Regions from separate parts of the Homo sapiens genome. Here region 2 is linked to region 1. Evidence: chromatin contacts called from ENCODE Hi-C or POLR2A ChIA-PET data. All regions are on one chromosome and are shown on one strand. Each heading gives the region's core, a stretch centred on a gene start or an enhancer-like site at or near the end of the contact. The rest is flanking DNA. Distances are from core to core; before and after follow the strand shown.

Region 1 (2,703 bases), core at 94-2,593:
TAAATGGGCCATCCTTTTTCTGATTTTGAGAAGAGAATGACTACTAATACCCAGGTGTGTTCTTGTCTTTCTTGAGTCAATTCTAACAGCATTGGCTGTGGGTTATAAAACCATAAAATTTTACAGCCAAAAACAACTTTAAAGGTCGTTTAGATGGAACTTCTTCATTTTGCAGATGAGGAAACTGAGAATCAGAGACAAAGTGACCTCAGGGCATTACAACTTACTATTACTATATTGAAAGAGGAAGGGAAGCTGGTGCAAGTTGAGGGACCCACTGATGAACTGCAGGGTATCCAATGTTGCCCCTGTGTTTGGGCTGAGGGAGAAGCAGCTTCTTAGCTTCTGCTATGCTGACTTATCTTGTGATCTCTGTCCCAGCCCTTGGCTGCCTCTCCTCCTTGTCCCCAGGCCTGCACCATTCCATCTGCCTCCTGATTATTCACTGACAGCTGCCTTTTCCCTCACCCTTTGTTCTCAGTTTTTAAAAATCCAATGGGGAGAAGCTTGGATTCAAATGATAGCATTTTCAGCTCATGAAAAATTCTATAACAAGTGTATTTGACCGTTTGATCTCTGGCTTCTCCCACACACTTGCCCTTTATACTCTGACAGCCATAAGCTTCATTTCCTTGAAGCAGATTGCAATTTCAATGGAAAGGAAATAATTGTGTAGCTTTCAAGCTGAGTTCAGTTCTAAAAAGGACTGAGCAAAGCTCAATCCTGGGCTATTGTAGAATCTTAGTCACTGAATCAGGCAGTGAAAGAGCTCTCTCCAAGCTTCATGGTTATGATCTTGAAAAACACCAGAGCTAGGTTCAAATTCCAGCCATACCATTTCCTAACTGTGTGATTTTGGCAAATCACACAAATACTTAAAATTCTTTCGACTCGGTTTCCTCTTCTGTAAAATGGGAACACTAATTAATGCTCACCTCAAAAGGTTGTTCATTCATTCAACACATATTCGTTGGGTGCCTCCTGTGTGTCAAACTGTTTCAGTCCAGTGAGGAAGATGGACATGAATCCAAGAGTCACCAAAAAAATGTAAAGTGGCACCTGTGATGAGTCACAAAGGGGAGGTATATGAGAAAGTGTGTGACAGTATCTAACAGGTGAGGGCATTATATAATTTATTGTTGCAAACAGGACATTTTTGAGCATGTAAGAGGGTGTGTTAATTGTCCTGGAACAACAGGCATAAATCAGGACTTTCTGGGCAAACTCAGGCCCTACCCCACTCTTACCTACCCTTAGTATAAGAGGGAAGGTTGGGAAAGGCTTTCCTGGGGAAGGGAAGAAGAAACTGAGATCCGCGGAATAAGTGAGGATTCCTAGGCAAAAAGAGGAAGACAGAGTGGTTTAGGCCAAGAGAGCAAACAGTGGTGCAAGACTCTAAGGCAGGACAAAGCATGGAGCCTGCAGAGAACAGACAGAAGGTCAGTGTGATGAAGATGGGAGGGGTGCGTGGCTTTAAACACAGGCCCCTTGCTTGTTGGTTTGCCCTGTAGGTGTTAAGAAATGAGGCTATATCAAGGTGAATTTTAAGTAGAGGTGGCACCTCTACTTAAGACCAGACTTGCAGCTTTAAACATCAGTCTGGCTGCAAGGCAGAATGGATTAGCATTGAGTAGTAGTTCTGGCCTTGGCTTTCCAGAGGAAACTTCTAAACAATATCAAAGCCTTGGTGTCACCCACAGAGATCCTGATTTAATTAGTTTAGGTTGGCTCCCAGTAGGTTATAAAGTGTGTCAGGATTGAGATTCACTGTAGAAGGAAGTGTGAATATGGAGAAGAATAATTACAAGGCTATTGCAGTAGCCCGGGTAAGAAGTGATGGAATAGGTTCATGGCAGTGGGTTTCTGAAGCAGTGGTTCTCAAACTGTAGTGGATTTGAGTATCACCTGGAAGTCTTATTTATTTATTAGAGATGGTCTCACACTGTTGCGTAGGCTAGAGTGCAGTGGTATAATCATAGCTCACTGCAACCTTGATCAGCCTTCATCTCCTAGGCTCAAGCAATCCTGCCACTTCAGCTTCCTGAGTAGCTGGGACTACAGGCATGGACCACCATGGCTATTTGTTTGTTTGTTTTTAATAGAGACAGGGTCTCACTCTGTTGCCCAGGCTGGTCTCAAATTCCTGGGCTAAAGCAAGCCTCTCTCCTTGGCCTCCCAAAGTGCTGGGATTATAGCCACTGCACCTTGGCACGGAAACCTTGTTAAAATGCAGATATCTGGGTATCATTGATTTAGTAGGTCGTGGATGGGGCCTGAGAATTTGCATTTCTGACAAATTACCTGGAGGCGCTAGTTGCTAGTTTAGAGATCACACTTAGCATCTAGTGGGTAGTGGTCAGGGATGCTGGTGAATATCATACAATACACAGAACAGCCCTTTTGCTGATCACTGATCGAGCAAAAAAACCATCTGATGTGGTAGATAACATCAACAGGATTTGATCAGCAGGGTAAAGGACAACTCCAGGACTCTTACAGTTTTCTGAATTTCACAACTAAATGACGAGTTTCACTATTCATTGACATTCAGGAGACAGCCCTACAGACCTGAGAAGATGGTGAAGTCAAAGCTACACATATATTTGAGGGTTACCTTTGAAACAGCTAAGAGGATACATCAAGCAGGAACATATATGTGGAACCTGGAAGGGAAGATCATTACAGATATAAACTTGGGGATCA
Region 2 (2,887 bases), core at 263-2,762, 360 kb after region 1:
AATAATCTGAGCATTGTCGACAATTTTGAGCTTCATGAAATGTATTTTTAAATGTACCCACTTTCAATTGAAATTTCTTGTGAATGACAAACTTGGAATAAGAAAATGAGGGAGACTGGACTCTTGCAACCTTTTGGACATACCTTTGCCAAATGTAAATTGTTTGACGGTATGGATTTACTGCATTTTTCATGCTACCATTTGTAGTAAAACTAAATGGAAAAAATCTTTCCTCTTTAACAAAACCTCGTGATAACAATACCTTAAAATACACTTCATAGCTGCTGGTCAACCATGTTAAAGGCACAATCTGATCTCTGCTGCTACTTTCCTGAGGAAAAGAGCCAATCAGCTGAGCAACTTCCTCATTTGTTGTGCTTTATGAAAATGAAAATGCAACAGACCTTGGGATTTCAAAGCCATCCATGGTTACAAGTGAGGAAATAAATATATAACAGTGGGGACTTTTACTTTATCATTAAATTATAATGCCCTTTGTTTTTCTGTTGGCTAATTCAGACAGCAAAATGGCTCTCTCTTGATTTGCAAGAGTTAATTTCTTACCATACTTTCTGCATCACACCATAAAGATAACTTCAAGTAATTTTGGTTAGATTGTGTTTTATTCATTTGTTTGTTTTGGAGTTCTAGGATCTGACAGGAAAGCAGTGTGAAACAGGCAAAGTTCAGAGTTACTCTCAGAACGACTCAAGCAGGATCCATTTCCTAGTTCCCCCCAGCTGCGGATTTTAAAGTCTGGATCTAGCTCCTGCTCTTGTTTCTCTAAATATTTATCAGTTAACAATTACACATCTGCTCCAATGGCAACAAACTTGGCTGAAGAAATAATGCTTTTCTTCCTCCCACCAAAATATGCAAAATAATGCAAGTCCATCTGAAGATTTTCGAATCCAATTATCAGACTTAAGTCCCCCTATTTTAACACTCATTTTATTAAACATATTGGAAAGTTATGTTATTTCAGTATGCTCTCTTTCTCCTTGTTTGCTTTCTATTGTTCCTACTCGTTTGGTTCTTTCCAGTAAGCTTCTCTAGTGAGTATTTTGCTCTCTTATCATACATGCCGGCTATAGTGAAGTTAATAGAAGTGCTTAGTAAAGTCCTCTGAATCCTGGTATAAGAATCCTTTCACACAGAAGAGAATTCCTTTCGCTTGGAAATATTTTAAGAAATAAATTTATGAAAGATTGTCTGATATGATTTAGATCATATTTGATCAGGACACTAAACTGAGACCTGCATTTTGCATGCCTTTTATTTTTATATTTGCAAAGGGCTCTTTACACAAGTTTACTTAAATTGACCTTTAATGCTTTACATAAATGCAGTTTTTGCAAACCCGAGTCAAAGCAGAAAATAGAAGTTTTACTCACCTTAGTATATTGAATCTTCAAATCGGTGAGTAGGACAGGTAAGTCTGGCGTGCCTGAGGATGACATTTCTGATTCGGCTCCTGGAACACAGGTGACTGGCTCAGCAATTTGGTTCTGATAGAGCACTTGGCTTTATTTGTTCCTTTTTTATCTGCACGGGCTAAAGTTTATTTGCATACTCGGATACGATTGGATGAACAAACTCAGAGCAAAAAAAGAAAACGACACTACTTATTTGTAACACCTAGGGCAGGAAGCCTTTGACTTTAAACTTAAATCCTTAAGAAACCAGTGCTCCAGCATCGAATTTGTACCTGGAGACAGTGCACTATTTGCAGATGAATTAATTTACAAAGCCGAAACCTGTGATAAGTGTATGCAGCAGCTGCTCTGGCCACTAAGGCCAGTTATTATTTTTTTGACTTCTCATGCTTTTTAATGCTACTATGTAACTTTCTGTTCTCTGACAGACTTGGAATCAGAGAATTTGAGGATTGAAAAGAGTCTAAAAGGGCACTTGTTCTCAGTAGAAGCTGGCCAGGTGTCTTCAGGACAAGGCTTTCAGGAAATCAGTCCATCTCCCAGAAAATCAAGGTGCTGTTTGGGGAAGAAAGGCCCTTTATCTACACCCTACCCTAAGTTAGTTTTAAAATATCGTATCAGTCTTGTGTATTTTCAGTGCTGGGTAAGTAGACCTACTGTGATCTCAGAAGCCCTAAATTATCTTTATTTTCTATATGTGAACAGAAAAGCCAGCAGGACTTTTAGGGAATTCGGAACACACTGTCACACACAATCACCACAATTAGAAATATGGCAATATCATCTATTAATACTCATTTAAAATGAAAGTAATCCTGGTTTTGGAAGTTGTCTGTATTTATCAACATAGGCAGTGTACAAAGACTAAATTTAAGCAGGGCTTCCAAACAATTCAAGTTCTTAAATTAATATTTAGCTGAAGGACAATTTTTTAAACAGTGTTACTCCCATTTTAAGTACAATACTTTATTGTATTGTAGCTCTAGCAAACGTTACAATAGGAACAAGATAAAATACTCTGGATGCTCTGATTGTGGAGAATCAACCAATTTTTTTTTTTCTAGTGAAACTTGCCAATTCCCCTGAATATGGGACTTACATAGGGAAACTAAAAATTTCTGAATTGTTTGCCCAAATCAGGTGCAGCACTTGTTTCCCTTTCTACCCTCATTTCATATCCCCATTTTAGAGACATACAGAGGGTGAGTAGCTTACTTATGGTCACAGATCTATTAGTGCAGGACCAGAATTTCATTTCAGGCCAGTCTGACTCCCAAACCTGGACTCTTATTTCTGTTTACTATTTCTACCCTATTCTCCACAAGAGAACTCCTACATGGGTTCAAGCATCAACTGCTTTGGTTTTCTCAGTGAATAGTCACCCTTACAGGCATTTAAACATAACTTTTTATTCATCTAAGACAAGAATTTGCAAAACTTTTTCTGTAAAT

What was found. Hi-C counts contacts between places; a loop is a spot of excess contacts on that map. ChIA-PET counts read pairs that join two places held with the same protein, here RNA polymerase II (POLR2A). Pooled maps may share reads with other maps.
Region 2: a pooled map shows a loop between it and region 1 (2.3-fold over the local background). The contact joins the promoter of ALDH1A1 here to the enhancer-like site in region 1. A Hi-C loop is called at or near these places in 3 of 50 pooled maps. POLR2A ChIA-PET finds 5 or more read pairs at or near these places in 2 of 52 experiments (BJ and K562).

The regions. Positions count from the first base shown.
Region 1 is chr9:72,589,653-72,592,355 of GRCh38, forward strand. All of the region lies in intron 2 of TMC1 (transmembrane channel like 1), which reads left to right. Among named protein-coding and RNA genes, the nearest start is that of TMC1, 69 kb to the left of the region's middle. Within about 2 kb of position 1,344, at least 2 of the 41 ENCODE cell types and tissues checked have a DNase peak (open chromatin) inside an H3K27ac peak, as active enhancers do.
Region 2 is chr9:72,951,541-72,954,427 of GRCh38, forward strand. It overlaps ALDH1A1 (aldehyde dehydrogenase 1 family member A1), which reads right to left and starts at 1,513. Exons shown (of 13, transcript NM_000689.5): 1 at 1,395-1,513. The coding sequence starts at 1,460.